Linked DNA regions of Mus musculus: region 1 is linked to region 2. The links are chromatin loops, found by intact Hi-C in ENCODE. Cell type or tissue: heart. All regions are shown on one strand. Links, peaks and the distances in the headings refer to the core of each region. The heading gives the core; the rest is flanking DNA.

Region 1 (16,317 bases), core at 8,842-11,341, 54 kb before region 2:
TTGTCATGTCCCTGAGATGTCTTTCTTCTCATTGTGTTGTGTGTGCCAACCCTGCTCACCAGGTAGGAAATTTCCCTAGGTGAGGGCTTTTGGTTTGGTCCCGGAGCCATGTGACTTAGTGAAGTTTGACAAGAGCCCATCGGTTCTTAGCCCATCTGGTGTGTGTACCTATGGCCTGTGGAGCCATTGCATATGACCTCCAGATGCAGAAGTGCTTGATCCACCTATGTCTGTAGTAAAGATAGTATCATTAGTTTACCCTGCAGAGTGTTGCCAAGGATCAGCCTGAAGATATGTGTTTCTGTAAATGCTGCTCTTTCTCTCTTTGCCGACCCTCCGTTCTTCAGTCTCCTTTCCTACAGGTTGTCAGTGCCCACAAATCCCACAATGCTATGGGACAGTCCAGTATTCTTAGTTCCAAGCACCCTCATCATGTGACTGGCAGGTTGTTCCGATCTACTGTGACATAGGGTAAACAGTCTCTGCCTCTCATCCAAATACCATAAGATCCAAGCCCTGGTTAGCTCCCAAGATGAGACAAGTTCAGATGTGAGCAGTGTGGCCATAGAAAACAGTTCCTCACAGATCAGTAACAAGGAGCTAAAATAAGAAGCTTGGTGCATAAGCAAGGGATTCCAAGGCTCCCCAGGGTGCTCACACAGTAAACTCGGCTCTCATTAGAGCCACACCAGGGATGATGCTGTTACCAGTGTGAAGGACAGCATCCAGCATGATGCACAATTAGCCAAACTCTTCTGTCACCTAGTTGGTATTTGTGTGTGTGTGTGTGTGTGTGTGTGTGTGTGTGTAACTCAAACTGTCATCAACAGAACCTTTACTTATGCTCATGCTATATCTAGAAGGGTTTTCCAGCTACAACAAGGCATGATAAATTCCACCAGATTTTCAGAGTCCGGGTCAAATGTTGGTTCCCCCTGGGGCCTTCTCACTAGGCCTGCCAGGTGGGCTCAGAAGGGGGAGTGAGGGTAAATGTTCATGACATCTGAGCTGAGGAGGCCACCACTTGGATAGTCACGTGACAAATATGTGCTAGAGTGTATATACATAACAAGTGGTCTGAGGAACAAGGAAGTGCCAGCGCTGGAGAGCAGCACCAATACAGAGGCTGAGAGCAGAAGGCGAGCCGTGGCGGGGCAGTGGACTCCTCAGGTTCAACAAAGACAGGCTGCTCTTCTTTACTTTAAGAGATGCATGTGTCTGACCTTGCTTACGTCACTTAAACTGGTAAAGGTCTCTATGGTGAGTGAAACTCTAGGAGATGGAGATCGAAAGAGAGTTATTTTTAATGTGAGACTCTGATATTACTAAATTAGAGGCTGACAAACAAGCTTATACCTGGACAGCCCTTGTTCACCTGAAATCGAGGGCTCAAAGCTCTGATCGTTTCAGTGACTGTAAAGGTTTCTCAGGCCCCTGTGGGAACCATTTGGCCTATGCATATATACATATATATATGCATCCCTGCACATAGATTTCCCAATAGTTGTTAGAATGTTGGGAGGTAAGACTGAGTGCAGTCATTAGCTTTGCATACTGTTTAACAAGCATATGGGGTCTTTGTCTTCCAGCCTGGAGAAGCAGACAAAGAAGACAGGGTGGATTCTGGGTACTACCACATCCCTCAGATGGTAGCCAAGAGGCCCCTACGAGACTTTGTGGGGCTGGAGGACTGTGACAAGTCTACTCGGGATGCCATGCTCAACTTTAGCTTCTTTGTCACCATTGGAGACATGGATGAAGCTTTCAAGTCTATCAAACTCATCAAGAGGTAAGGAGGTCCCTCACTCGAGTGTCAAAGGTTTTGTGCATCCTCCCTAGAGCCTTCAGCCTTTTTAATGCCTTCTTTTTCAAAAAGCTTTTTTAGATTTATTTTATATGTATAAGTATTTTACTTGCATATGTATATGCACCACATGTGTGCCTAGTGCCTAAGTCAGAGGGCATCTGATGCCCAAGAGCTGCAGTCACTGATAATGGTGAGCCATCTTGTGGGTACAGGCCTTCCGCTAGAACAACAGTGCTCTCAATCACAAAGCCATCTTTCCAGACCCTTCTATGTCTTCTTTGTCAATTTCATTTTAAGATGATAACCTTTCTATGATCATATTACAATGTTTAACTGTTTTTCTACTCAGTGAAATGCCCATCAGACCCAAGGACATGGGACATACCTAGCACACTGTGTATTAGTAAAGAGAACTCTGTCAATGAAATGTGGTTACATGTATGACAGCAGTGACAATGACCTAGATGTGCTGGCTTGTTCTTACAACCCAGCACTTAGAAGGCTGACGTAGAAAGATTGCTGTAAGTTTGAATCCAGCCTGGACTGCATAGTGAGTTCCAGGCCAGTCTGTGATGCAGAGTAAGACCGTGTCTTAAAACACAAATCAGTACAGGCCGTCTGCAAGTACTTTCTCCCCTCCTGAGACAATTCAGAAAAATCTTAGCACAAGTATTTGACAGATTTTCATTTAAAAGAATAAAATAAAATATGGGAGAGTTATACTATGAGAAAGGAAAGGTTGGCAGGCAAAGTCATGCAGGCCTTTAATCCCAGCGCTCAGGAGGCAGAGGCAGGAGGATCTCTGTGAGTCTGAGTTCAGCCTGGTGTACATCGTGAGTCTCAGGACAGTCAGAGCCGTTTACTGCCACTGTTTGTTATAGTTGGGAGGATTTTTTCACACACTGGCCATGTAGACCATGTAGCCAGGAAGTGACCAATAAGGCCACCCTTCCCTGCATCACTTTCCTTTACTGTGGACATGGTCACAACCTGAAGCACCTGCATGGCCACTTTTAATCCTTTAATGTACTTCATATAGATGCATACACAATACTAATGTATTCAGGCACATGCATAGTATTAGTGTATAACTAGAAATAAAAATGTCTTAGAGGAAGAGACGAGTGGGAAGATGGTGTGGCTAAATCTGTGTGCTATACCGTGGACATGAGCCTCCTAGTTTCTAAGTGTGCTGAGTATGTTGCGTGCATATGGCCAATCTGTAAACGCTCATATGTCATTATCAGTGTCTCTGTGTGTTTAAGGCACCAAACTGTTTCACTGTTTATTCTGTCTGAAGACAAAACCTTGGCCTAGGACGGGCTTCAGAATTTAAGCTGGTCAACATGAGTCACTAGAAGGCTGAAAGTAACAAAGTTTGGCATTTACTAGGAGAGGGAGCCAGAGAGGGGATGTCACAGGCCTTCATCTTCCTCTTGCTGCATATGCCAGCAGTGATTCCTGCCTCCTGGTGGTCACGATCAAGCAGTGCTGTGTCCCAAGGGCCCACCTAGCAAGGGTACACCAGGAGCTCCGTCACAGATGTGGCCCGGCAGCCCTGGGTTCTGAGGACCATTTTTAACCCCACAGGTACAGACTTTCTATACCTCCTGGGGAGCCACAGGTTGCGGGCTCCAGCCTGTCCAAAAGCACCGAGACCTCTGGAGGTGTCCGTTGGCCTGTCGGCCCCTGGCTGGAGAGCGGATGAAGGCTTTTCTGAGGAAAGCTAGTGGGCTTCATCCTTTTGTCTCAGCTGTTGCTCTGCTGTGACAGGCCAGTTTTCAGGGTGCAGGAATGTGGACTTCAGGGTTGCACCAACCATGACTTAGGGTATGTGCCTCCTCGGGGCCCTTAATGGCCTTCTTAGCCCTTTTTAGGGTCATCCCACAAAAGCCTCAGAACAGAGTAGAGACACGATGGAGAAGCTCAGTTCAGAGGCTCGTGTTTATTTTAAATTAGACAAACAATCAGGAGTAAAACGTACGCTCTTAACCTGACTCTGGCATGAAACCGGTACCACCTGGTAAGGTCTGGTTGTCAGACCCTTCATGAAAAGATTCCTGGATGTCCTGCTTCGTAAAAGTCACTGGGGATACCATCCTAGTAGATGCAGAATAAATTAACCCCAAATGGAGGTGGAGAGCAAGGTGCCCATACTGCCTCATTCCCTGTCTCGGCTTCTAGTCTCCACCTTTGAAACTCACATGACGTGAAGCCATGCTCTGCCTGGCCAAGGAAGATCGTGTCAGAAGTAGGATGACACAATGACACAGAGACATATAATATATTCATATGTAACGTAATAAATGTACATGAGTATCATACATATGTATATATAGGTAGCCCGGACTCACCCCACACCTCTGCACAAGCAGGGCCTGGAGCAGTCTACCGATTTCTAGACTACAGCGTTATAGTGGTTATTCATAGAGAAAGTCCCTATAAGGGTGCTCTCAGCATGGAGACTCCACATAGTCATTATCTAAGCCACGGCGAAACCGTGCAGTGAGAGAACGGCTGATGACGATCACCCGGGGTGCCATGCAGTCCTCCCTCCGGTGAAGAATGTTCCAGATGAGCATTGCAGCCGCCAGGGTGGCCAGAAGGCAGGCACCAATGTTCAGGTAGCAAGACCAAGATAAGTTGGTGTAAGGGCCAATTCTGTAGAAGGTCACCAGTCCGATGACCAGCACGAAGCCTGCAGGAAGGAGAGGAGAGGTTAAGAAGTGTGTGTGTACAAGCAGGAGTCCTCAGGAGTCAGGTCTGTACCCCTGTCCTTCTACTGTCCCCCTAGGATAGGGCAGAGCTAGTTTGTCATCCTGCTTATCTCTTGCAGCCTTTTCACCTGAGGTTACAGCCAGGCTTTGCATCTGAGTGGCTGCAGGAGGAGAACTAGGCCTGTCCTGTCAACCCCTGGGCAACAGTCTGGCCATCTACACTCAGTCCCCACACCTGGGAGGCAGCCTTCCTAGCCCCAGCCAGAACCAGCCATCATTATCTTAAAGCGAGTTGAATTACCTCTGATTTTTATAAATGCTTGTTAATTTGAAGCAGAAAAAAAATAGATATTTCTTAAATTTATCTAGAAACAGACTGTCGTCCGCTGGTTTAAATCCCTGTTGGAGAGTTTCCGTACCCATGATTCTGCTGCCAGAGGGAACAGAGGTTCCCTCTCCCATCAGGGAACCTAGAGCCCACACTCGGAGCCACCGGGGCCAGCTTGGGGCCTGGCTCAGGTCTGGTTTTGGTAATGTTTGGTTTGCTTTCGCTTCTCAAGAGCATTTCCCTCTCACTGCCCGACCCTGCTGTGCTGCTGCTATTCTCCTGGGCCTTCCCTCCTCTCCTTCACCTGACACTGCAGGGCAGGAGAGGCGACTCAGGAGCCACCCGCTGATCCAACTGCTTTGTGACTGTTGGTCCACTTCCTTTCCATGACTAGCTCTCGCTGTGTAGCCTAGGCTGCCCTCAAACTCTGGGTTGTCATCCTGTTTCATTCTCCTGAGTTCTGCGCCGGGTCTGGCTCTCACCAGTTCCTTTCTTTTAAGCAATGGCAAGGGCTTGATCTTGTTAGTTTCTTATTGTAAGTAATGGGAAAATCTTGGTTTTTCTGCCCAGAGTCTGTCAATCAACTAGGGTGTGAGGACAGCTGCTTGGTAGAGAAGGCAGCACTGGGAGACTTGCAGGTCTGATGAGCAGAGGCTATGCTGTGCTGCTGCTCAGTAGCTGGCCCTGGGAGAGAGCTGCAGGGACTCACCAAGCCTTAGCTCAACTGTGGGATCAAGATGAAAAGGGCAGGGCAGAAACAGCCATGAGAGAGGGAGGAAGACACAGACCAGCCACTTCTTCCCCAGCAACATTCTCCTCCAACTGTCTACTTGTCTTTCTCAGATGCAAAACACCACCGCCTCGGGTTCATCCGTGTCCCCTACCGGAGCTGAGGTTCCTCTATACCCCTGCATATTGACATCTGTATGTCTATTTAGAATGTTCCACTCACTCAGAAAACCACCGCCGCTTTCCAACTCAGGATGGCCCTGTGTAGTCCAGAGCAAAGAGCAGCATCAAGAGACAGGCAAGGTAGGGGACAGAGAGACAAAGACAACAGCTTTGACTTCTCTAAAACGTGGGGGCCCTGACCTCATCCTCACTGGACCTTCCAGGAGGAGAGAACAGATGGAGTTTGCTTTCCTCTACCTTATCCTAAGCTATTAAAACTCACGTTCGGGGTCACTATAGTACTTTGTGGATTTTTCATGCATGAAAATTTCATACATGAAAATACTATTTAAATTTGCATTCCAAAATGGCTGTGGTGGCTCACATCTTTAATCCAGACACTCAGAGTATACAGATAGAGGCAGGTGAATCTCTTGTGTTCAAGGCCTGGTCTAATGAGCAAGTTCTAGAATATACACAGACGCACATGCGCGCACACACTTGCATTCCACCTGCTACTAGAGGCAACTTCTCTACCAGTGAAGGAGAGTTAGGCTTCTCTTTAACAGCTTCATTCCATAGGCATTCATATTAGTAGAGTAAAGCTGATATTTTGTTAACAGATTTAGAAATACTTTGTGTTCTCTTATTCTCATATCTTTGGGCATGTTTATCAACCAAAAGACTTTCTGATTTTGTCTTTTGTTGTTGTTTTCTTTTTGATTTTGATTTTGATTTTTTTTTTTTTTTTTTGAGTCAGAGTTTCTATAGGTAGCCCTGGCTGATCTGGAACTCAGAAATCCGCCTGCCTCTCCCTCCCAAGTGCTGGGATTAAAGGTGTGTGTCACCACGCCCAGCTAGCCAAAGGAATTTTTTTTATGCTTGTTTCGGAAACAGAAAAAAGATTAGAATCGAGGCAGACTGGGTACACAGAGGTTGCTAGCTTATGTCTTCTGAAACAATAAATAGTAAACAAGGAGGGATATGAAGCCTAAGGAAGCAAAAGCAAGCAGAAAGAAATATGCCAATATGCATCCCTAGTGTGTAAGAAGGAAGAGACTGAGGGTAACCCCTTACAAGAAGTTTCCATGGGGCTGGAGAGATGGCTGGATGATACTGAGTGCATACTGTTCTTGCAGGGGACCTGATTTCGGTTTTTAGCACCCATGTTGGGTGGCTTACATGTGCCTGTCACTCTAGCCCTAACGGGTGCAGCACACTCTTCTCAGCCCCTTCAGTACCTGCACTCACTCTTAATGAGTGAGTGCACACAATTTTAAAATATTTTTAAAAGAATTAGCCTGGGGCCGGGCAGTGGTGGCCCACTTAATCCCAGCACTCGGGAGGCAGAGGCAGGCAGATTTCTGAGTTCAAGGCCAGCCTGGTCTACAGAGTGAGTTCCAGGACAGCTACACATAGAAACCCTGTCTCGAAAAACCAAAAAAAAAAAAAAAAGAGAGAGAGAATAATTCTGAACCTTCTGGTCAAGACTAATAATATGCAGTCATGTGACTAGGGAAGTTAGCAAGGGGGAAAACAGCAAGTTTTGGCGCGTGCAGGGCCGAGAGACCTGCTCTACTCATTAAGGTGTGGTGTGGCCCTGGGCTCACCGTTGCACTCTCAGGAGCGTGTAGTCATGATTCAAATGAGCCTCCTCTGAGAGGGGCCCCCAGGGGACAGCCCAGCATGGACTGCATTTCAGCAAAGAGAAGGGAGGAGAGTCTCAGATGTGGTGGTCCCGGAGGACATACAAGAGCACATACAGGCAGTCCCTCCAAACAGTTCACACTCAGCCGACTGTATCTCTAGAAAATATGTAGGCTCTAAAACTGTCAAAATAGTCTGATGTTACTGGACCAGCACAGAAGGGTCACCTTGAGGGAGCAGTCTTTGTGGTCAGTTTGTCCCACATGTCGGAGTCATGCCTGCTTTAACTCCTCTGTATGCATGTGTCACGACGACGAAACATGTCAACAGATTGAGGGTCAAGCACTTTCTGCTGCTAGATTTGCAGGAGTGACCTGCTCCACAGTTCCATGTTCTAAGTGCTGGCTGACACTGCCGAGGACATTGGTCATCAGATGCCGCCTCTTCAGTCACCGAGCAAAACTTAGGCCTTCCCCACGCATGAAATGCTTCATGGCTTCCTGATGCCTCTGCTCCTCAGCTTGGCAGCCCTGCCTGTCCTGACACCTCTTTCCCTGCCACTCCTGGCTTCCGCTCGCCCCTGCTGCTTCGTGGTTAGGAGAGATTTAGTTGTTCAGTGTGGCTGTCCCTTGGCTATCTTACGGTGCCTGGTGTCCTCCTTTGGTTTCTATCTCCCATGTCTGGGAGTGCCGTAATCCAAGGATACCAAGGATGCTCCAGAGTACCAAGGACTGTCAGGAACTGTGTGCTAAGTAACTTGAGGCAAATCACAGCAAATGGGAAACCGAATAGGCTGGTGTGAGCCTGTGGAAAAGAAGGAAAGGGCATGCCCGCCTGAGCTCCGCTGTGACCCCGCTGCCCCTGCTGAGTAAAGGCCATGGAGGAGCCGGCTGGCACCTTGTAGGGCTTTGTGTTTGTCTTGTTGTTTTTGTTTTCTCTGTGTAGCCCTGGCTGACCTGGCATTTGCTCGCAGGCCAGGCTAGCCTTAAACTCAGAGATCTGCCTGCCTCTGCCTCTTGAGTGCTTGAATTAAAGTCATGTGCCACCGTTGCCCAGCTACTTTGATCTTAAAGTTGATCAGAATTAGTCTCACAAGACTGAAGCCACCCCCAGCTAAGATTCCCAAGGACCATGCGAGGGATTAGCACTGGCGCTCATAGGTGGCCAATGATTTGTTCCAGGATGGCGACTTTACAGCTCCATCAAAGGGATCCAGACCTTTCCATAACTAGCTATATTATTTATTATGCACACAAACTAAAGTTTCAGAAGACGTATCTACTTCCAGGAACAACAGAGAAGATGAAAGAGCACTCATCCCGTTGATGAGTTAATTAAAGAGATGTAAGTTGACATGTGCATAAAAGACCTTGTAGAGCCCTCTATGTTCTGAAAGTATAAATTGGAAAGTAAAAACTGTAGATATGGGCTGGGTAGATGGCTCAGTTGGCCAAAACCCTGCAATACAAGTATGAAGACATAAATTAAGATGCCCCCACAAAAGCTATGTTTAGAAAACAAAACAAAACAAAACTGGGCAGTGGTAGTGCACGGCTTTAATCCCAGCACTTGGGAGGCAGAGGCAGGCAAATCTCTCTGAGTTTGAGGCCAGCCTGGCTACAGAGTGAGTTCCAGGACAGCCAGAGTTAAAACAGAGAAACCCAATCTCAAAAGACCAAATGAATGAGTGAATGAATGAATGAATGAATGAATGAATGAATGAATGAAGCTCAGCATGGTGGTGCATATCTGTACCCAACCTCAGTGGGGAGTGGTAGGGAGGGACCGGTGGATCCTGAAGCTCAAGGGGCAGTCACTAGTCTCTAGCTGAATCGAGGAGCGTCAGGTTCACTGAGAGATCCTGTCTCAAAACTAAAGGTGCATGATGAGGAAAGACAACTAATATAGACCTCAGGGCACCACACAGGCATGTGCACACACAGCCACACTAACAAGTACATACGGCATGCACACACACCAACTCACACACACATACATAAACATGGAGCCTGACTGATACACACTTTACAAAGGAAAAGTGAGCTGGACGGCCCTTCACCTGGTTCATCGGTAGTCATGGAAACCCAGCAGCATGTGGCCTGCCTGGGGCTGGGCTGGCTGAGTTCCATGTGTCTCCCCTTTCCCACTGGAGTGAAAGTCAGAGGCTGCACTTCACTTGCTTTTTCATATTAAAAAAAAAAAGTAGAAAGGAAAGTCTAGGTGGTTTTCTGTGAAAAAAGCAAAGCATAACTATGTACTAAAGTCTCATACTAGATATTGCTGTGGTAGCATCCGCCTACAATCCCAGAGCTAGGGAGGCAGAGATGGGAAGGTGAGTGCCAGGCCTGCCTGGGCTACATAGAGAGACCCTCTCTCAAAAAACAAAAGCAAATGGTTGACACATCACTCGTTCTGGGTATTGATCAGTTTAAGTTTCAGTTCAGTTGTCAGTCAGCTTTGACCACGTTAGAACGCATATAGAAAGGGGAAATGGAATAGTCTGCCCATTCCCAATATGGAGCCCTACAGGAAATCTGAGCAAGGGACCTAGGTGAGCCAAGGCCAGCCCAGGGGCAGAGTCCTACAAAGAGGGGGCCTGATACATTGTAACAGGCATAGATAGCTCTTAGCATCCTCTAGCTCCACAGTTGGCTGCCATCCAAGACCTGCCGTGAACCAACAGATAGGACGGTATAGGCTAAGAGATGATAGGAAGAAATCACCCCGTTATTCAGTGTCATTAATAAAAAGCAGATAAACCGTGGGAGAGCAGAGGTGTGACGCTGCGTGAACTCACTGCATCGCCACGTGACCCTGGCCTCTGGGAGAAGGCGCCACGAGAAGGCGCCACATCCATCGTGTACTACAGACATTATTCTGAAGTAAGGTCAGCTTCTACTTGTGGGGCCTCTGTGCTTGGGAAAGGATGGATGAAGGCCCTCAGTGTGGGCCAAGGTTGGCTTAGAAATCCTACTTTCATCCCCCCTAAGTTAGGTTCCCTTTCTCCTCCGTGTCCTTTCCCCTGAAGACTTCTCTCCCCCAAATTTTCAGTGATGTAATCAGCCTGTCCAGAAACCTCCAGAAGGGAAGTGAGTGCTTCAGCGAGTGCTCTGTTCTGCACACACGGGATCAGTTCCATCTCTATGAAGTCCCGTTGCCAAAGCAAACAGCCTCTTCCTCTGCTCCGGCCAGCCCAGCGGAGGGCGGTGTGAATTCCAGCACAGTGGAGAGCGCCCCTTTCCTCTCTTTCTTCCTTCCTGCCTTCTTCCTGGGGCCTAAGCTTCTGTCACAGAGTCTTCCCTTTTGGAATGACTATCAAACATACACACAGGTGGCATCAGAGGAAAGACACTGGGGTTGACCTCTGGTGCTCCTCGGCAATTGAGCAAGCAAAGTGCTGGTGCCTTAGAGGGAACAGGACCGGCTTCTAAGATGCATCCTGACAAAGGGTCAGTTGCAGACACTGCCAGCCTTGGCATGTCCAGCATGTGTAGCCAGCATGTGTAATAAGGGAAGACGAGCAAACCAGACTTCTACCTCTTCCATCATAGTGTTCAATCCCTTGTGTAAGGAGACTCGGCAGTACAGGACATGAGCCTGATTTTTTATCCAAATGGTTCTTTCTAGTAGAAGGATCCGTAGCATTGAGGAACGGGTGATCACGTTCTTCTATTGCTCCCAAATGGCTCAGTTGGGTAAGGAAGAAGGGGAGGAGAGATAAGGTATACCTAGGACCAAGCAGGGTGGTGCTTGAGGACCAGATAAAGAAGACAGAAAAGGAAATCACCCCGACCGAGCAAAGCCTAATCAAAAGTACTTACAGTTACTAGGAAAGGATGAAGGAAACCATTATTCGTGACACAGGAGAAGCTCTGGAAGTCTGGGACAAGGGGAGTTATTATTGTTGGGGAAGGTTGGCTGCATCTTTGTTTGTTTTGAGACGGAGTCCTATGTAGCCCTGACTAACTCAGAACTTGCTCTGTAGACCAGGCTGACCTTTAACCTCTGCCTGCCTCTGCCTCCCAAATGCTGGGATTAAAGGTATGTGCCACCATGCCTGGCCTCTGGCAATATTTGACCAGGTTCAGAACTGGCTGAGCCAAGAACAACTAAGGAACAACTCAGAGCCCAGTGTTGAAAGTCGTCTTGGTGGTGCTAACATCCACTGTCTAATAGTGCATGACTTGGTTTGTAATGCTTTGTCAGTGAGCTTTGCAAAGTCTGAGCTGCAAAAGTCACCATGCATACATACATACATACATACATACATACATACATACATACATACATACATGTTGGAGAAGAGACAGGCTTAGATTCCACCATGAAGGTAGCTTTGAGTAAAGTAATTAATTATGGAATAGCTTACACAACCCACCTTTCCCAGGACATCTCTGGGCATCAGGAAGACAAATTGGCACCATATGCTGTGCTTGGGACTTCTTGTTTGCTGTTTGTTCGATTGGTTTGCTTGTTGGCTATATACTGCCATTGTCCAAAGAGATTTGGAAATGGGCTATATAAACTATAATGCTAATGGGAGAGAAGAGGAGTTCTTAAAGGAGAATGCAGATAAGGAACATGGCCTTCAAGACTACACATTCACTCTTCCAAGACCTCCAGCTCCCATCTCTCTGGCTCCCAGAACAAAACTGTAGAACTTCCTAAGCCTGGCATTCCACAGGGAAGATGCCATAAGCCCTTGCATGGATTGGTAGTGACACACAGGCACATCGAAGGGCATCGTGTTGCCCTTCCAGCCTGACCCGGTGTGCAATGCCCTCATAGCGGGCTCCTTAGGCAACAGGGCATTCCAGGCATGTACTGGGACCTGAAGAATTTGGAAGTCCTCAACATCCATGTAGGGCTGAGGCACCTCCTAAGCAGAGCTGTGAACCAACCCTAGCTCCTTACACTGCTCCAGGTGCTGCTTGGTGCCAGCGAAGAGCCAGAGGCCACACAAGCTCATTGCCTTTATAGAGCGCTTACCCTCACCTAGTCAGGGCTACTTTTCCTGTACCTGTGCTACATGGTGAGTTGCAGGCCAACCTGAGCTACATAATAAAGGAAATAAGGGCTGCTGGGAATCCAGCTCAGTGGTAAGGTGCTTGCTAATGTGTGGGAAACTTCAGCTCATTATTTAGCACCATTAAAAAAATGGTGCGGCAAAGAGAAGAGGAGAAATAGAGACAGAATAAGTAGAAAGGGCACACAGAGCAGAGCAGGAGCTGTGCACAGCACCTTCCGTAGCATGGACTTCTATGGGGAGGCCAAAGACAGCACTCAGACCTAACAATCAGAACCAAATACTCAGGCCAGCTTCTCATTCCGGACCTTCCTTCCGGGGACGCGAGTGCACAGGGCTCAAAGGGTTCTGTGCGCTCTATCTGCATGGTCCAATCATCATACTGCTGGTTCTTGGGGAGGAGCTAGTGGGAACATCTGGCCTTCTTAAACCTGTGCTGTGCCAATTACCACAGAGAGCCAAGAAAGGGAGAATGGGGAGAGAAGAAAGCAGACAGAGCAAGACAGCCCATGTGGAACTGCCTGGTGGTAACAGAGTCACAGCCAGAGCCACCTCCCCCCTTGTCTCCCCAGGACTTTGGTGGGCACTTCGCTGTCTTAGGACCTGTCTCCCTGTCAGAAACACAGCTGCTTTCCCAGGGGAAATTTGGAGTGGAGTTTGAGTGAACAATGTTGAGAGCACATGGAGTATAAGGGTCACGAAGGAATCTTTCCAGTTTCTAGGTAAAGCAAAATTAGGCTTGGAAAGTCTTTAGCAGATATTGGAAATGCTGTTGCATGTACTTGGTGGAACCTATAAGGGTAAAACCACACAAGACAGCTGACAGCCCATGAGAGGAGCAGCTTACCACAGCTGTCCCTGATGTTGCTGCGCAAGGGTCCCTCAGAGCTGCAGTTCTTACTCAGGATTGTGCTGAACATGGTACTGGTGCCCAGAGATGTCGGGCTAATAGCACTTGAGAGCACAGGCAGGTGGGGAGCCTGCTGCCTCCCCTCAGTTTGTTCCTTCTACTGGGTTCTAGGGTTCTCAGCCTCCTCTGTCAATTCCACAGACTTTCCTCTCTTCATTAGCATCTTCTTTCCCGCTACCCACCCACCTCGACCCAGCACTGGGACTCGGGTTAGCTTGACAACAGGTAATAGCAGGCGTTTCCTCGTCCTGTGACAGGACATCCTGGCGCCCCACAGTCTCTCCCTGGCTTTAAAACAGACCCAAGCACAGGAAAAAACCCAGCTCTAAAATTAGCAGTGTGATAGAAGAAAGGCACATAGCTGCTCTCTGTACTGTTTGTCAATGAAACAGTCTAAACAGGCCAAATGCATTTCCTTTTTGGGCAAAACAGACCCGTCAGAGTGATAGTCAGATACCAAAGGGACAAAGCAGCCTGGGAGGCATGAGGAGCTTCCAAACTGCCCCGGGCCACTACCCTCACTGCCCTGGCTTTTTCCACTGGCCTCCAGCTGTTGGGAAGTTTTTGGACAGAGATGGTCGAACCTTTCCAGAGGTTGTGCTGGCCTTGAAATATTCAAAATAGAAGTGTATTAACCCAGAACCCCTTCAGGAGGCCCCTGATAAATTCTCTCCAAGACTGCCAAGGACAACTCAATTTCAGTTAATGGAAGTTTTCCTTATTTTGAGTTTTCATCAGTGAGTATTTGGACATAACACACACAAGTTCTAATGATTCCAAGTAAGAGTCTCTAGGTTGTCAGTGTAAGAAAGGCAGCAATCAGGTTGATTCTTTCACTAGAAATAGTTCAGGCAGGAACTAGTGAGAAGAAAAATAAACAACAAAAGAACTATGGTTCTTTTCCTTTTTGGCACTAAGCTGTCTTTTATTTGTTATTTTTTGGAAGGAAGGTGGTTTAGACAGGGTCTCACCATGTAACTCTGGCAGGCCTGGTACTCATTCTATAGACCAGGCTAGCCTTGAACCTACAGAGATCTGCCTACCTCTGTCCTCGGAATGTTGGGATTAAAAGCGTGCATTGCTAGCACCAAGCCTTTTTAAAACTTTTTAAATCTTTTCCTATGATGCTTTCAAAATCTTCCATTTCCTTCTTGAGGATGGATTCAGATGGTAGAGGCCACTCCTTCAGTGGGAAGAACTGTTTACTTTCTATGTGTGATCAATAGAGGGCAAAGTGTGAGTCTTTTATAAACATGCCCATGTTATACTCTTAGTGGTGAAGGCAGGAAGGGGGCAGGATTGACAACCCCCCTCCCCTGTCACATCTGCATGTCTCATATCCAGTGGGTATCACAGAGACAATCTCATATTGCAGCTGGTAAACTGTAGCTGGCTTGTATTACAGCTGGTAAACTGCAGCTGGTTTGTATTGCAGCTGGTAAACTGCAGCTGGTAAACTGAACTGCAGCTGGCTCTGTGATTGGCTCACATTCACATTGGTAGAACCAGGATACAGTTCCAGCTCCCGTGCCACTGAGCCCTGGGTCCTTCCACAAAGACTTCACAACCTTCCCAAACCCCACCCCTACCCCTTCCTGCCTCTGCTGGTCCCAGGGAAGTGACTTTCGCAGGACCATTCTGCCACACTATTCTTAGCATTCAGGGTAGCAGGGCTTCCTGACTCCCCCCAGGCATTCTCTAGCACATAAATACCAGTCAGCCTCATTCTGGAAACTGTTTCTCAAGGAAGATAAAGGCCCAGGATCTGTTATTCCTAGAAGGATTCCCTTCAGACTTCCTGCTGTTTCCCCTGTCAGGAGTAGACGCTGGCCCCAGGAATGACTGGCATTCTAGACCAAAAAGGAAAGGTGGATAAAGAATGCCCCACACTCTGCTCATGTGCACCTGTGTGCCGCTCTTCTGTCTATAGACCACACAGCTGACATCCTCCGTGAGCTGCAAGAAGCTTGAACTTCTCCTAGTTGTTCATGATCCTAACAGCTCTGAGCCCACAGGATGGAGCAGTGGGACTCCAGTCACCAGAGGTGGTGGGTCGTGGTCACACACCTGCTTTGACTTCTAACGCCAGTCTAACCCTTCCACGATTCTGTGGATCATTGCTGGTGGTGACACCACTCTCATCCTTTAAAAACAGCAAAATTTCAGCCAGACGTGGTGGCACATGCCTTCAATCCCAGCACTCAGGAGGCATGGACAGACAGATCTCTGGGTTTAAGACAAGCCTAGCTTACGTAATGAGTTCCAGGCCAGCCAGGACTCCATAATGAGATACTGTCTCAAAGCAAATAAACAAAAATAACAAACAGCAAATCTGCTTCTATCATATCTAATCCTGCACACAGTATCCCCAGATCACTAGGTGGGTGGATGGCTGAAGCAGCTGTGCTCTCTGACAACCCAGCGTCATGCAGTCAGGTTATGGTCTGCATCTGTGTGGCAGCCAGGAGGGGAGTGATGCACACATTCATGGTTAGGCTTCGTGCTTACATGAGCTTCTCACTGGTCATGAGCAAGGATTTATGCTGAGCCCAGGTCGGGGCCCAGGAAGCCTCACTTAAACAGAGCCCTACTTTGTGTTGTGACTGTAAGCTGGGCAGGCTGGGACTAGGCTAAGGCTGCCTCCCATCTCTGCCCAGCATAAACCAGCTATTCCCCAGATGCTTCATCACATTGACAGCAGGAGCACACTGACATACAGAAGGGTAAATGTGCTACAGATTCTGTAGACTCAGCAAAGCAGAGCAGCTTACTTGAGTATGCTAGAACCTGGAACCGCACCTCAAGCTGCCCACGGCCCTGGGGTGCTCTCCCTCCATGGTATCACAAGGGCCCAGCAGGTCTTCCGGCTCTATGGGACCACAGTGTGGCTACTCTTCCCGCCCTGGGTACTTACTTGCCAGCTGGAATGCAGCAGCCATTGCCTCCTCCCAGCACTGGGACTCTGGTGACATCAGGGGCAGGCCCGTTAGC
Region 2 (14,258 bases), core at 665-3,164:
CGGCTCGTATGGGAACTGGCCATGCTGCAAGGCAGGACACTGCAGCCCCGACTGGACCAACCACTCCTACAGGGTTCCTCTGGCCAGCATGCTTCAGAGCCGAGGCCACATGCTCCCTCTTGCGCGCCGCTGATTCGCCACGGCACCAGGACCACGCGCCAGATTCAGTGTCAGCTGAGGGCAGCTGTGAATTCGAGTCGCAGAGCTCACGTGAAACCTGCACGGATATTTAGAATTTCTGGGGCTGATACAAACGCGTGGCTAGGGACGAATCAGCGGCGCGCCAACGCGCTGATGACCGCAGCATCTGCGCCTGCGCAAGAGGAGGAAGAGGCGTGGCCTAAGAGCCTACGGTGGGCAAGGCCTGAGGGCAGGACTCCGGTAGGCGTGTCCGCTCTATTGGTCCCCTGGTGACTGCTGTCTCTGTTTTCCTTAATTCTGGAGAGACTTTCCCCAGCACATTACCCCACTATGCTGCCTTGGGTCGGATGACTTTCCACTCTAGAGCACTAATCAACTCTCTAGGCGCCCTGAGGGAAACAGAATAAGGAAGCCAGGAACAGCGGATATGGCCAAGTTGTAATGCGGATGCGCTGATGTATTTGGTGGTACACAAGGGTGCACGTTTACTGCGAACACGCAAACTGCGTCTAAACTGCCCTAAATGAAACACCACTAGCTGAGTAAACACCCAGGGATCCTGACTGTCGTCTGAACTTAGCAGTGTGAAACATTCCATCATGGCAGAACTTTTCTTGACCATCCTGATCTGGAAGATACATTGAGGGAGCAACATTTCAGCGGAACTGGGTGTGGGTGGAAATCTGAGCAAGCTGTATTCATTCAACATCATCAAGCAAAATTACCCTTCCTGAGCAGGAAATGAGCCCACTCAAGGCTTAGCAGTTAGCAGAGCATACCAGGGGCCAGAGCGATTATCTTAGAGGTTAAATTACGTGTGGCTCTTGCCAAGGTCCCAAGTTCAGTTCCCAGCATCCATGGAAGTGTTACCGATCAGCCAGCCAGGATCTCTACACAAATAAAAACTGGGGTTAGTCAAAGAGAAGGTCTTCAAATGGTAGCTTTCTTTTTTTTTTTTTTTTCTCCATGTTTGGCCTCAGTGAGAGATGGCAGATGACTCCCCTAGTATTAGGGGACTGGAGGCATTGGGACCCTTAGCCCTAAAAGTATTCTAGCTCTTACGTAGGTCAGGAATCCTTGGCTCTTTCCTGTGGCTGGTGCAGCTTCCACTAAGCAGATTTGGTGATTGTAGGGACTCTTCAGCCCTACAGCTTTACAATTTTTGTGTAGACCTTCGCTCTTAATGACAGCCAGTGTTAAAATTCTTGGCCTAGGGTTGAGACCTCTTGGCTCTCTGGAACTCATCTGGCATCCAAGGCTATGCCATCTCTTCTCTGGTTTAGTCAATTATCCTCATTCAGTCTCAGTTTCTGCACTCCCCTGATGCCTTGGCTACTGCTTCCTCAGCTATGACAAAACTGACTGTCCTGTCCCTTTTGTAGCTTGGCCTGCCAATTGCTCAGCTGTCTCTGCCACCTCTTTTTTTTTCATGATAACAGCTTAGCCCACATTACTGAGAGTAGGCAAGCAAACCCTGGAGAGGAGCCTTTTACTGTACCTAAAGCTGCAACAAAAGGGAGGAGATGAGGAAAGTCTCTCCCAGAGGGAGTCAAAGCGGCTGCCTTCAAATCCTGAAAAGGGGCACTTCCTCTGCTAACAGTCTTTGCACCAGCCTCTGTAGTTCCTCAGCTAGGCCACCAGAGGACGTGTTCTTCTCAACCTGGTCGAAATGGTTGCAAAAAGCCTTGGGGCTGTATCTTCCAGACCTGAAGCAATTTGCAACCTTGTAGTTTTCTCAAGGCCCTCAGAGTTTCCTGGATAGTCAGAGCTGGCATTAGGGCAGGCCAGGAGTTGTTGACTGGCAATTCTTTTGCTAAAGCCATCCAGAATGGAAAACCTAGCAGTTGCTAGTTAAGAGCTCGTGTCACCTCAGCACCCAATATTTTTGCTTATTTTTCTGGAAATGAATACCAGAGTGCTTACAATAATAAATGTTAACAGTGCTTAGCCCCTGGCCAGTGTTCAGGCGGAGATGGGTGTCCTTATTTGTTTTAGAACAAAGGGGTGTTAGGAGGATCCAGTCTTCACTTAAAAGTAAAGGTACAGGGCTGGTGAGATGGCTCAGCGGTTAAGAGCACTGACTGTTCTTCCAAAGGTCCTGAGTTCAAATCCCAGCAACCACATGGTGGCTCACAGCCATCTGTAATGAGATCTGGTGCCGTCTTCTGGGGTGTCTGAAGACAGCTACAGTGTACTTACATATATTACATTATTTATTAATAAACAAGTTTTTTTTTAAAGTAAAGGTGCTCCGCTGGCAAGCTTGATCCCCTAAGTTCAGTCTTCAGGGCTCACTTGGTGGAAAAAGAGAACCAACTCCTCAAAGTTGTCCTCTGCCCTTCACAAGCACACACACTCATTGCTCCCACAACCACACACAAACAAGAAATGAATGTAATGGTAATTGTTCTTCAAAAAGACTAGACCTGGGAGCTGGGGAGAAGGTTTACTAGGCAAAGTGTTTGATGTACAAACATGAAGATCTGAGTTCAAATCCCCAGAACCCAATATCAAAGCCAAGTGAAGAGGCATGCATCTGTGTTGCCAAGGAGATGTAAACAAAGTCTACCCCCCTCCTTTTACAGTACTGATGATAAATAAGCTGAAGTACATTTCCACCAAAGTTGACTCTGAGGAATCAGTGAGTTTATTAGGCTTACTGACAGAGCAATGGGTGAGGGGGTATAGGCAGTAGCAGAGGTGACCTTAAAGCAGTCACACTGGAAGGTCTGCCCCCCAACAGACCCCCATGACTGTGTAGATAGAACCCTTCCCTAATTTTTTCATATCTCTATACTCTGTCCCTTCTCTGAGTCCCCCATGGCTACAATGAACTAGGGCAGACTTGCATATAACTGATTGGGAGGAGGCTGGATACTCAAGTGAGTATCCCCTGGCCCTCTCTGTCCTTCCTCTATGAGGTATCACCAAGTCCCGGGCATGATGGTCATTTCCAAGTTGATGGTGACAGATGTCTTGGAGGATAGTCCTGCACAACAATCTGTGACCCCAGAATCAGAACAGGGGTGTAAGAGAATAGTGTGTGGAGAAGAGCCTGCCAGGTAGCCAGTGAACCCGAGAACTAGTGAGGTGCTGTTTCAAAATAAAATGAGGAGGTGGAGACCTGAGTAAGGCATGCGACTTAAATGTGTGGTGTCTACACATGAGCCTGTGAGTAAAACACACACAGAATAAATAAATAAATAATAAAGGTCAACACTGGGTTCAGTCCAGAGAACAGACAGTAAGAAACCACTCAAATAGAGTTGTCAGAACACATGTGGGGCGCTGTAGAAGTGAAGGGGGTATCTCCTGATGTAACCAAGACTTGAGAGTGGGGTGTGGGAGCCCCAGCATGAGACATTCCTGAATCTCCATCCCTAAACTGCAACTCCATTACCTCTTGACCCGTCCATTTTCCTGAAGTTCACCCTCCAGGACTTCCCAGTGAAGGTAGGGTTGGGGATACGTTTCTGGAGTCTCAGTACCTACAAAGGCCTATACTCTTTGCTCTTGAGTTATTCACATGAAATAGATGCACTATTTTATCTTTTTGCCATTGTTTTTTTAGTTATTTTTGTGGTGCCATGGATCAAATTCCGGATCAGCATAAATGATAAAGTCAGCTGTCCCCTTGGAATTGTCCCAGTCTCCTGAACCAACAGTTTTTCTCCCTGGATACTTTTGTGGCTTTTTTCCTCTGTCTGTGATGTTCTGATGTTTGACCAAAGGAGCTTTAATGGCAGCAGCCAGCCTCTGGGATGACACTCTCAGTGGCCTGTCCTCTGGGAAGACACTATGGCTCCTGTCATCTTGGAAATGCTAATGCTTTTGTTGGTGACACTTTCCTGAGTTGTTCTTATTACTACAAACTAGGCTTCTTCAAACAACAGAACATTATTTTCTCACAGCTCTGGGGGTCAGAGTCTGAACCCAAAGCAGCATGCTACTGCAGAAGTTTCTTCTGGTTTCCAGAGGCTCCAGGTGTGGCCCGCCCCAGCAGCATTGTTCCCATCTCGGCCACCGACTTCATTGGGCCTCTTCCTTGGTGTCCTCTCTGCCCCTATCAGGATGCTTGCTGTTGAGTGCAGGGCTATCTGGGTACTCCAGGGTTACTTTATCTTAAGATGTTGCCTGGACGTTTTTCCCCATAAGGCTATATTCACAGGTCCTGGAGCAGAACTTGGATCAATTTCCTCAGGGACCCTCATTCATCCCCCTGCACAGCCTGTAACCAAAAGCCAGGCAGGGAAAGTCAGGTATGTCTAGCTTGATTTCAACATTACATAATACATTTATCAAAATATCATATTAACTCAAAACATGTGCAATTTGTGGGACTGAGAGAGAGAGAAAGAGAGAGAGAGAGAGAGAGAGAGAGAGAGAGAGAGAGAGAGAGAGAGAGAGAGCAAACACCTATAGTCCTAGCTGAGGACTGAGATAGATCATTTAACCCAGGAGTCCAAGACCAGCATGAGCAACACAGCAAGATCCTTTTCCAGGGAAGAAAAACATAGCTAATTTTAATTTAAGTTATCCCATTCTAGAATAAGATAAAGTGAAATTCAGTCTCATTTCTAAGAGGGATTCCTTCTCCAAGGCAGTGAGACAGGACTCATAAGACATGGCTGCATGTGGCTGGAATCCTGGGCACCAGTGCACAGCTGGCTTGGACAACTTCCTGACCATGCTCAACCCCTGTCCTGCTCTGACTTCTTGGTGGGAACTCCAGTCTAGGTGCTGCTGTTAGAGCCATTATCAGCTCCTGTCTGCCTCTGAGCCAAGCAAAGCCCTGAGCACATCCACTAGAACAATTTCCCAAAGAAGCTGTTTGTGCCTGTTTGAAGCTCGTTTCCCTGGGAACCTCGGGTTCCCAAAGCCCACTGGATTGAAGGCAGATGCCTTTCATTAAGGTGGCAGGAAGAACCTGACACTCAGCCAGGACAGAAAGAAGAAACCCAGTCACATGGTGGGCTTCAAGGAGCAGGGATACGAGACAGACTCAAGGGACCAAGGGACGAACATCAGCTTCTGCCTCTGTGTGTCCCAGCATGAGGTGCTTGAAGAAGAAGACCCTGCTTTTTCTCCTCATTTTTGTGTCCCTGAATGTACACAGGACTCCGTCACAGGAAGCTCACCCAGCCAGGCAAAGAAAGCCATTTTTTGAGAGGCTCCGTCGACTAGAAGAGCAGGTAGGTGTACTACACTTGGGGAATTGGTTTTATAATACCAGGAGCAGGTAAAGAATGGATGTCATGGAGTCCGATGCTCTCTGTGATCCAGGTACACAGAGAGCACTTGGTTTGCTCTCCTTGTTGGAAGCCAACGATATTCTCACCTGTTTTTAGAAACTAGGCAAGCGTTTGCTAGGCTCTGCTCTGAAGTCCAACTAGACAGTGTGTGTGTGCGTGTGTGTGTGTGTGTGTGTGTGTGTGTGTGTGTGTGTGTGTGAAGATGCAGGAGACCTGAAGAGGTGTCTAGAAGACCCAAAGAACACAGCCTGGGTAGCGACTGTGCAGGACAGTATTCATAGTTGTGGGAGCTGTGAGGGCACTGGTCTATTTCAAAGCAGAACATATGCTCTGTCCCAAGGATTCCGCAGGGGTCTGTAGACAGTTGCCCACCCCAAGCACGTCCTGTACTGATCCTGGTACAGCCAGACATGGTGGAGTGTACCAGTAATTCCAGCACTTAGGCTCAAGTAAGAGTATTGCTATGAGTTTGAGGCTAGCCTGAATGAGGACATGGTGAGTTCCAAGCCACCCTGTGCTACTGACTGAAACTCTGTCTCAAAACAAGCAAACAAACAAACAAACAAAACAACAACAGCAACAACAACAGGGCCAGAGAGATGGCTCAGTGGTTAAGAGTTCTTGCTGCTCTTGCAGAAGACCCAGGTTCAATTCTCAGCACGCCTTTGGCAGCTCACAATCATGTGTAATGCCAGCTCTCACTCCTCTGAGTACTGCATGCACATGACACACAGATACACAAGCAGGCAAAGCATCCACACACATAGAATGAAATAGAACTTAAACCCAAACAGCAACAACAAAGACTGAAAAGGCAACAGCTGTAGCTCAGCAGCACGGGGCTTCCTTGCCTAGAATGTACAAGATCCTAGATACAGTCCCCAGAGCTGGAAAACCATAAATAAGTATAAATAAATGCATACATACATACACGCGCTCTGAGCTGGAGAAATAGTTCAGCAACCAGGAGCACTAGGTACTTGGAGAGGATCCAGGTCCATTCTCAGCACCCACGTGATGGCTCACAACCTATTCATAACCCTAGTTCAAGCACCTCCAAAGACACGGTACACACATGGTGCACATACGTTCATGCAGGCAAAACACTCATACATATAAAATTAAATACATCTAAAAAACTTTTTTTTATGAGACATGGTTTTCCTGTGTCGCCATGGATACCTTGGAACTTGCTCTGTAGATCGGGCTGCCCTCGAAGTCACAGAGACCCTCCTCCCCTGTCTCTACCACCACCCAGCTCAATCTAAAATATTTTTCAGTGCACTCATACAGCCTGTCCTGCAGTCCCCTCTGAACACAAAGGTAGCCCCGAGGATCACAGTAGCAAGATGTCTTCCAGAGTGTTGGGACCAGAGAGGATCATCACTAGGGTCATGGGTCTGGAGCCCACATTTTACACTGTGCAGCTATGGGGCCTGAGGACAGTTACCTGCTTTGTACCTGGCCCTTTGGGACTAGTCATGATAATCTCCACACATGTCCTAGCATGGTGACAAGGATCAAATTGTTCAATTTATAAACAGAACCATCCATAGACTTGGATGTAGATAGAATAGATACTTCTGAAGTATTCTTAGGGTAGCCTCAGCCTAACCCCATAAGAGCTGTGTTCTCTTTACAGTTTCAGAGATTCCAACAGGTGACCTTAACACACCTTCAGAACATTGCCAACAACTACAATGTTTACCACAATATGGATGTTCGCTTCCAGAGCCTGGTGGAACAGAGCCAAGCCGTAGCTCTAGCGATGAATCAGTCTCAAGCTGCCATACAAGGAGATGTGGCCCATTTAAAGACCTGGTATAGGAAGAGCCAGCGAAGGAGCCAGAAGGTAGATGCCCGACTTCAAGCCTTGGACCTCTCCCTGAGCACAAAGAGCAGGCAGTGGGTAGAGAAGGAAGGGGAGCAAAAGGCACAGAGGGAGGCTATTGCAAGCCTGGCCCTAAGCGTTCAGGCACTACAGGATGCACTGGCCAGCCTTACACAGCAAGTCCACAGCCAGGGTGCCAGGCTTGCTGCTCTGGAGGGACAGACACAGAGGGCCTCCTCTGGTACTGTGGCCCTGGGGTTGACCACAGCCCCCAACCCCACCCAGCTTGCTCAGCGAGGCCCAGGATCCTTGCAACTGTGGAGGGACCGCCAGGTAGCCAAGTCTTCACCCCAACACAGGAGTTCCCCTCATGACGTCACTGTCCACGTTCAGGAGATGCAGAAGTTCCAAACCCCAAGCAGTCATCAAGCAGCCCCACCAAGGACCTACCAAGGACCAGGAAACAGTAAGTGACACAAACCTGTCACCTCCCTATCAAGTTCCAGGTTTCCCTAGCAGTGTCTGAGGTTATAATGTCATTCCTGACACCTGTCACCCCAAAATCTCTTTCCCCCAAGGGCCACATACCTAACACCATAAGAGAGAATGGCCTCCAGCAGGTCAGGCTGCATAGCAGAAGGGCCTCTATTGAAGTGACTGAACCAGGAGCCTCAGGATGAGTCTTGCTTCCTATTAACACTACTGTGACTTGGGAAGCCAAAGAGAGATAGTTGAGTTTGCGTTTGTGCAGGAGTCCAACACCGGCCTAGAACAAGGGCAGAACTGATCGGTGCATTGTTTGGCACAAAACAGTGACTTTCACACTCCCAACCACACTTCCCTGCCTCCTGAATTCCCCTTGGCTGAGTTCCTCACTTTCGTCTTATCTAGCATAGTCCCCACCCCAAATCCTCCCGGGGCTTGGGATGCATGCTCTTTCCTGAGCCTGGGCTCGGTCACAGAGTTGATATTTCAGTGTAAAATAAACTAAAAAGTGCTCAGGGAGGTACCAGGTACCAGCTGTGGCATAGGGAAGAGAGGGGCCGAGTGCTGCCTATTTACTTGAGTGAGATTCACTGATAAGTACTAAAGGAACCTCAGACTGAAAACGATTTATTTCCTATAGAATAACCCTAGATTATCTGGCTGATAATAGTCATCGGAGGCTAGAGAGGAAGGCAGGAGAGCCAGAGCTGGATGACACCCGAGGACAGAGGCAGAAAATAAGAGGGTGGACTGTGGAACCAGGGGGTAGACGGGAGCCAAGGCCTTCAGGACTACCACTTCCAAACACAAGGAGGCGCTGGAGGAAACTGACCACGGAACACTGGGTCTTGAACCCTGGGAGAGCAGGTTCAGGTTTATGCCCTCCAAAAGAAAGCTGGTTTACATCAATAAACCCATAGCAAAGTCATAGCAGCCACAGAGAGCATACACAAAGGCTTCCCTGGTCTCGAGGTGCTTCAGAGACAGACAGATAGACACAGAGGATTCATCGACTCCCTGAGAAGTTATTCTCAGTTCTCACCTGTGCAGAAGAAGGGTTCAAATCTTGAGTGCAGAAAGGGTGCTGCAAGCACTCTCCGGAGACCTTGGGGTCACGCTGTAGATGAGAGCAAAGGGCAGGCCTGCAGCAGGATGCTTCTGATCTGCCTCATGCTCAGAGCTGACTCTCTTCCCTCTGTTTCCAGTTTGCAACACGGACCCAGTGCTGATTTTCCCCAACACCTCCACCGAAAATGTGATCTTCCTTAGCCCTGGCTTCCTCATGCCCCTACGAGCCCTGTCCTTCTGCAGTTGGGTCCGAATGGCCACCAGCCACCTGGGCACCCTCCTTTCCTATGCCACCAAAGACAATGACAACAAGTTAGTACTGCATGGCCGAAACTCCCTGGTCCCTGGTTCCATCCACTTTGTGATTGGGGACCCAGACTTCAGGGAACTGTCCCTGAAACCACTCCTGGATGGCCAGTGGCACCACATTTGTATCATCTGGACATCCGTGGAGGGCAAGTACTGGCTCCACATAGACCGAAGGTTAGTAGCCACCGGCTCCCGCTTCAGAGAGGGCTATGAGATCCCTCCCGGAGGGTCGCTTGTGCTGGGCCAGGAACAAGACACTGTGGGGGGCGAGTTTGACAGCTCTGAGGCCTTCGTAGGGAGCATATCTGGCTTGGCCATCTGGGACCGGGCACTGCTCCCTAGAGAAGTTGCAAACTTGGCCTCTGGAAAAGAGCTCCCAACAGGCGCTATTCTGACGCTGACCAATGTCACTTCTGTGGGTGGATTTGTGCAGAGAGCCAAATGTACCTGCCTGGAGCAGTGTCCATATGCCACACCGTGACTGTGTCACACACAGTCAAGGCCATCAAGAACAAGCCTCACCAAAAAAAAAAAAAAAAAAAAAAAAGAGCTGGGCGTGGTAGTGCACGCCTTTAATCCTAGCACTTGGGAGGCAGGCGGATTTCTGAGTTCAAGGCCAGCCTGGTCTACAGAGTGAGTTCCAGGACAGCCAGGGCTACACAGAGAAACCCTGTCTTGAAAAGCCAAAAAGAAGAAGAAGAAGAAGAAGAAGAAGGAGAAGGAGAAGGAGAAGGAGAAGGAGAAGGAGAAGGAGAAGGAGAAGGAGAAGGAGAAGGAGAAGGAGAAGGAGAAGAAGAAGAATCCTTATCAACACATTCCAAACACTCCCCTGCTGTCACTGCTGTCACTGCTGTCACTGCTGTCACTGCTGTCACTGCTGTCACTGCTGTCACTGCTGGACTATGTGCGCCTGCACTCTGATGTAGGAGCCTCCTGCATGGAGACTCAGATTAGACAGAAAATGTGCAATGGGGAAAGAGAGGGGGTCGAAGAGCATAACTTCCCATTGCTGTGGAATTTTGTTGTTTGTGGTTTTGTTTGATTGTTGTTTTTGGATTCAGACTTTCATACTGTAGTCCTTATTAACCAAGAACTTACTCTGTATCCCAAGCTGGCCTCAAACCCATAGCAATTTGCCTCCAGGGTGTGGAGAGTCCAGATGTGAGTCACCACTCTCACACCCCTTTCTTTTCTTTCTTCTTTCTTTTTTCTTTTTGTTTTTGTTTTGTTTTGTTTTGTTTTGTTTTTCAAGACAAGGTTTCTCTGTGCAGCCCTGGCTGTCCTTGAACTCACTTTGTAGACCAGGCTGGCCTCGAACTCAGAAATTCACCTGCCTCTGCCTCCCAAGTGCTGGGATCAAAGGTGTGCACCACCACCGCCCGGCCCACAGTGATATTGTTATAGGCTGCACTGTTCTCATACTACTCGTGTGTAGTATGCTATTCTTTGACCCCAGCTGAGTTGGTGGACAGGAACTTGGTTGGGCTTCCTTCTAAAGCTCCTTGGTTGCCAATGAAACACTGTCAAACAGATGAGAGGCCAGTTCCCAGGGGCCCCCTTGAAATTACAAGAAGTACTTTTACCATAGCTGTCTCCTCTCCAAAGATTCACTGAAGGTTTCTGTAAGCATGGATGTTCCAACATCCCTCTCATGAAAAAGGTTTAACAGTCTGTCCTCTCACCCCCTCTCCAGGAGCCTTAGGTATTCCCTGGAGGTCAACTCGCCATTCTTGTTCTGTTGTCTCTGAGAGCCATTGAGGCTGCCAGAGCTACCATTAAAGACACACAAGTAAGGCTTTACAGTTGAATTTACCAGACATTATTTTCATATTAGAATATGTGCCCTTTTAAAATTTTTTATAGATCTTAATAAAAGTACTGAGTTGTGCAACCATCACAGTCTAGTTTTATTTGGTTATCTTTTTAAAAGTTCTTTTGGTTTTGGAGACAGGGTTTTTCTGTGTAGCCCTGGCTATGCTGGAACTCACTCTGTAGACCAGACTGGCCTTGAACTCAGAGATCCTCCTGTCTCTGCCTCCCAAGTGCTGGGATGAAAGGCGTTCATACCACCACTGCCCAGCTCACCTGGTTTTTTTGTTTTGTTTTGTTTTGTTTTGTTTTTTTGTTTTGGGTTTTTTTCCTTTTCTTTTTTTTTCTTTTTTAATGTGGATTTGGGGGATCAAACTAGAGAGTCAAAGGCAGGTGGATCTTTGAGCTCAGCCTGGTCTACGTAGTGAATTTCAGGATAACCAAGGCTACTTAGAGAGACCTTGTCTAAAAAAATTTTTAAAAAGAAAGAAAGAGAGTAAGAAAAAGAGAAAGCGAGAAACTAGAATGGGAGGAGCTCTGAAAAGAAGACAAAGCCATCGAATCCCTTTGTCTGTTGAGCTGTATAGGGCGATGGCTGAAACAGAGCCAAGGCTGAGCTAAACTGATGAGTCAGCAGTTCTGCAGCTGCTAACAGCTGAGCTACTGAGCAGGCTGGCATGCTTCGGTCAGTCCCTGACCCAGGGACGATCACGAAGGGTGTGCGCTGCTATCAGGTTAGGAGTGTTGACATTCCCTCCCTTTGTCCGTTTCTAGCTGCTGCTTTCTTCACTGTTAGTGTTCTCTGTCTGCTAGCTGTCACTCACTTGGCCAGCTTGCTATCTGACCTTGCTGTCACTTACTGGACCAGCTTTGCTATCTGACCTTGCAGGTGTCCAAGTGCTGTAATGATACGAAGCTCTCTTAGTTCTCAAGAAATAGTTACAACTCTTGGTGTTTGTTTGTTTGTTTGTTTGTTTTTCAAGACAGGGTTTCTCTGTCTAGCGCTGGTTGCCCTGGAACTCACTCTGTAGACCAGGCTGGCCTCAAACTCAGAAACCTGCCTGGCTCTGCCTCCCAAGTGCTGGGACTAAAGGCATGTGCCACTACCACCCGGCTAGTTACAGCTCTTAATTAATCTTCGTTAATTTTTTTTATCTAATGCGTGCCTTGGGGTTTCTTTCCTGTTGTATGTGGAGGCTTTGTTAGGGGCTCCCTGGTGTAATTAGTTATATCAGAGACAAGAGTCTACAAGAGGAAGGATTCCTCAAGGACTCGTGGGTGGGGAAGCCAGCCTGTGCTCGAGGACGCAGAGCCCTGGCCTTTCCCTTATCTCGGGAGCTTGCTTATCTTTTCTGTTTTCTTTTCATTAATTTTTTTAGAAAGGGTTTCACTATGTACCCCTGGCTGTCCTAGAACTCGATCTGTAGACCAGGTTGGTCTCGAACTCAGACATTCACCTGCCTCTACTTCCTGAGTGCTGGTATTAAAGGTGTATGTCACCATGTTCGGCATCAGTTTGGCTATCTCGCGCCTAATCATAGCACTCTGATTCACTTTCTCAGTGTTCCAGCTTGGCCATTTCCACACTTAGTTTTTCTGTTTGACCTCAGTGTCTGTCCCCACAGTAACACTGTGAGTGACTGATAGTTTTCACCGTGTGCCTCTTCCCTGCCCCCCTCCCTATGGAAGCTAGCACCTGTTTCTCTGTTTGTGGAAGAGTTATGACTCTATAGTATGGGTTGCTGTCCAACTTGCTACCCTCCCAACTCAATTCTCCAAATGCTGGGATTATAGACACCTGCCACCATATCCCTTTCCATTTCAAAAGCAAGAAAGTGGCACTGGACAGATGGCCCGGAGGTCAAGAGCATTGGCTGCTCTTCTAGAGAACCCAGGTTTGGTTCCCAACACTAACATGAAAACTTAGAACCACCTGTAACTCCAATTTCAGAAGATTTGATGCCCTTTCTGGACTCCACAGGTACGAGGCACACACATACATGTAGACAAAACACTCACATACATTTAAAAAAAAATCTAAAATGAGAAAGTAGACTGGAGGTGACCCATTTCTATTGCTAATAAAACCATGGAGCCCCAAAGCCTTCTACACCCTGAGTCTGGAGGCTTCAGTTTTATAGAGGCTGGGTCTCCATTCGGCTATCCTTTCATCAAGTGGGAGGCAGACAGCTATGCAAAACCCTACCCAGATACACTGCCATGGGAACCTCACTCTAAATTAGTCTTTTTTTTTTTTGATTGGATCTTTGTAGCCCAGGCTAAGCTTGAGTTCTCTGTGTAGCTGATGATGACCCTAAAGTCCTGACCCTCCTTCCTCCACTCCCTGGTGCTGGGATTACAGGTGTTTCCCATAAGGGCTATATGCATGTTGGGCAAGCATTTCCTAACTGCTACATCCCCAGCCCCACCCCTCTCTCACTTTTCAAGACAGTTTTTCTGTGTAGCCATGGCTGGCCTGGGACTCGCTCTATAGACCAGGCTGGCCTCAAACTCAAGAGACCCACCTGCCTCTGCCCCCTGAGCACTGGGCTTAAAGGTGTGTGCCACTACACTGCTACCCTAAGTGAGTCTCTCTTTTCTTTTCTTTTTTTTTTTCTTCAAGACAGGGTTTCTCTGTGTAGCCCTGGCTATCCTGGAACTCACTCTGTAGACCAGGCTGGCCTCGAACTCAGAAATCCGCCTGCCTCTGCCTCCCAAGTGCTGGGATTAAAGGTGTGTGCCACCATGCCAGGCTCTAAATGAGTCTCTTAACAGCATCTTTCCAATTTATTGGTGTGCCCTAGGCCTTCTGCTAAAATCAGCTTCCTAGGCCGCCTGTTCGTGAGTCACAATCAGGAAGAATGTCAGACCTGGAAACCCCAGTGGACACCTCATGGCTGTGATCTTGAGTCATGCTGTCTTCTGCTTCCCTAAGAACCTGAGCTCTTGGTCTCAAGCACAGCCAGTTGAGCGTCCCTCCTTCTCGAACATCCCTTCCTGCTTCTCTTAACACATTCTGGAAGCAGTGTTTGCTTCATTTCATTCTGGCTTCAAGGAGAGTGGGGAGCAACATACTTCTCCTGGAAAGAGCCATCTAGTGATCTAGTGATTGCTGGAGGGACGGCAGGGTCCTGGGATTGCTGATCTGTAGAAGATCCCAAGCAGCAAGCAGGAAAAGCTGGACCTCCAATGGTTTGATTACAAATGTCTTGCTCTCAACCTCGTGGACAGGCTAGAACAGCTGGAAGTAACCAGACACACACAGGCTCAAAGCCAGGATTCGGCAGAGCATTGGTTCTATAATCCCAGCTTTCAGATGTTCAACACAGTCTAAGGGAACCAAGATATCACACCAGTCACTG

The links. Hi-C counts contacts between places; a loop is a spot of excess contacts. Peaks named below come from ENCODE experiments on the same cell type or tissue, not always from the same donor. Only the 100,000 strongest peaks of a DNase experiment are listed, where the experiment ranks them.
Region 1: it touches region 2 in a loop (2.0-fold over the local background); 1 of 42 quality-filtered maps calls a loop at or near these places.

What each region holds. Positions count from the first base shown.
Region 1 is chr17:25,053,969-25,070,285 of GRCm38, forward strand. It overlaps Ift140 (intraflagellar transport 140), which reads left to right. Exons shown (of 30, transcript NM_134126.3): 18 at 1,590-1,789. It overlaps Tmem204 (transmembrane protein 204), which reads right to left. Exons shown (of 3, transcript NM_001001183.1): 2 at 16,241-16,317; 3 at 3,734-4,505. The coding sequence ends at 4,261. Among named protein-coding and RNA genes, the nearest start is that of Tmem204, 19 kb to the right of the region's middle. In heart, for the core only: CTCF peaks have their summits at 10,247 (motif pointing right) and 10,544 (motif pointing right); DNase peaks (open chromatin) are centred at 10,013 and 10,563; H3K27ac peaks cover 1,145 bases.
Region 2 is chr17:25,115,659-25,129,916 of GRCm38, forward strand. Telo2 (telomere maintenance 2) reads right to left here and starts at 309. Exons shown (of 21, transcript NM_001163661.1): 1 at 1-309. Ptx4 (pentraxin 4) reads left to right here and starts at 5,102. Exons shown (of 3, transcript NM_026747.1): 1 at 5,102-5,333; 2 at 7,036-7,690; 3 at 8,916-9,610. The coding sequence starts at 5,193. The coding sequence ends at 9,568. In heart, for the core only: a CTCF peak has its summit at 1,781; no DNase peak of the experiment used is centred there; H3K4me3 peaks cover 221 bases; H3K27ac peaks cover 330 bases.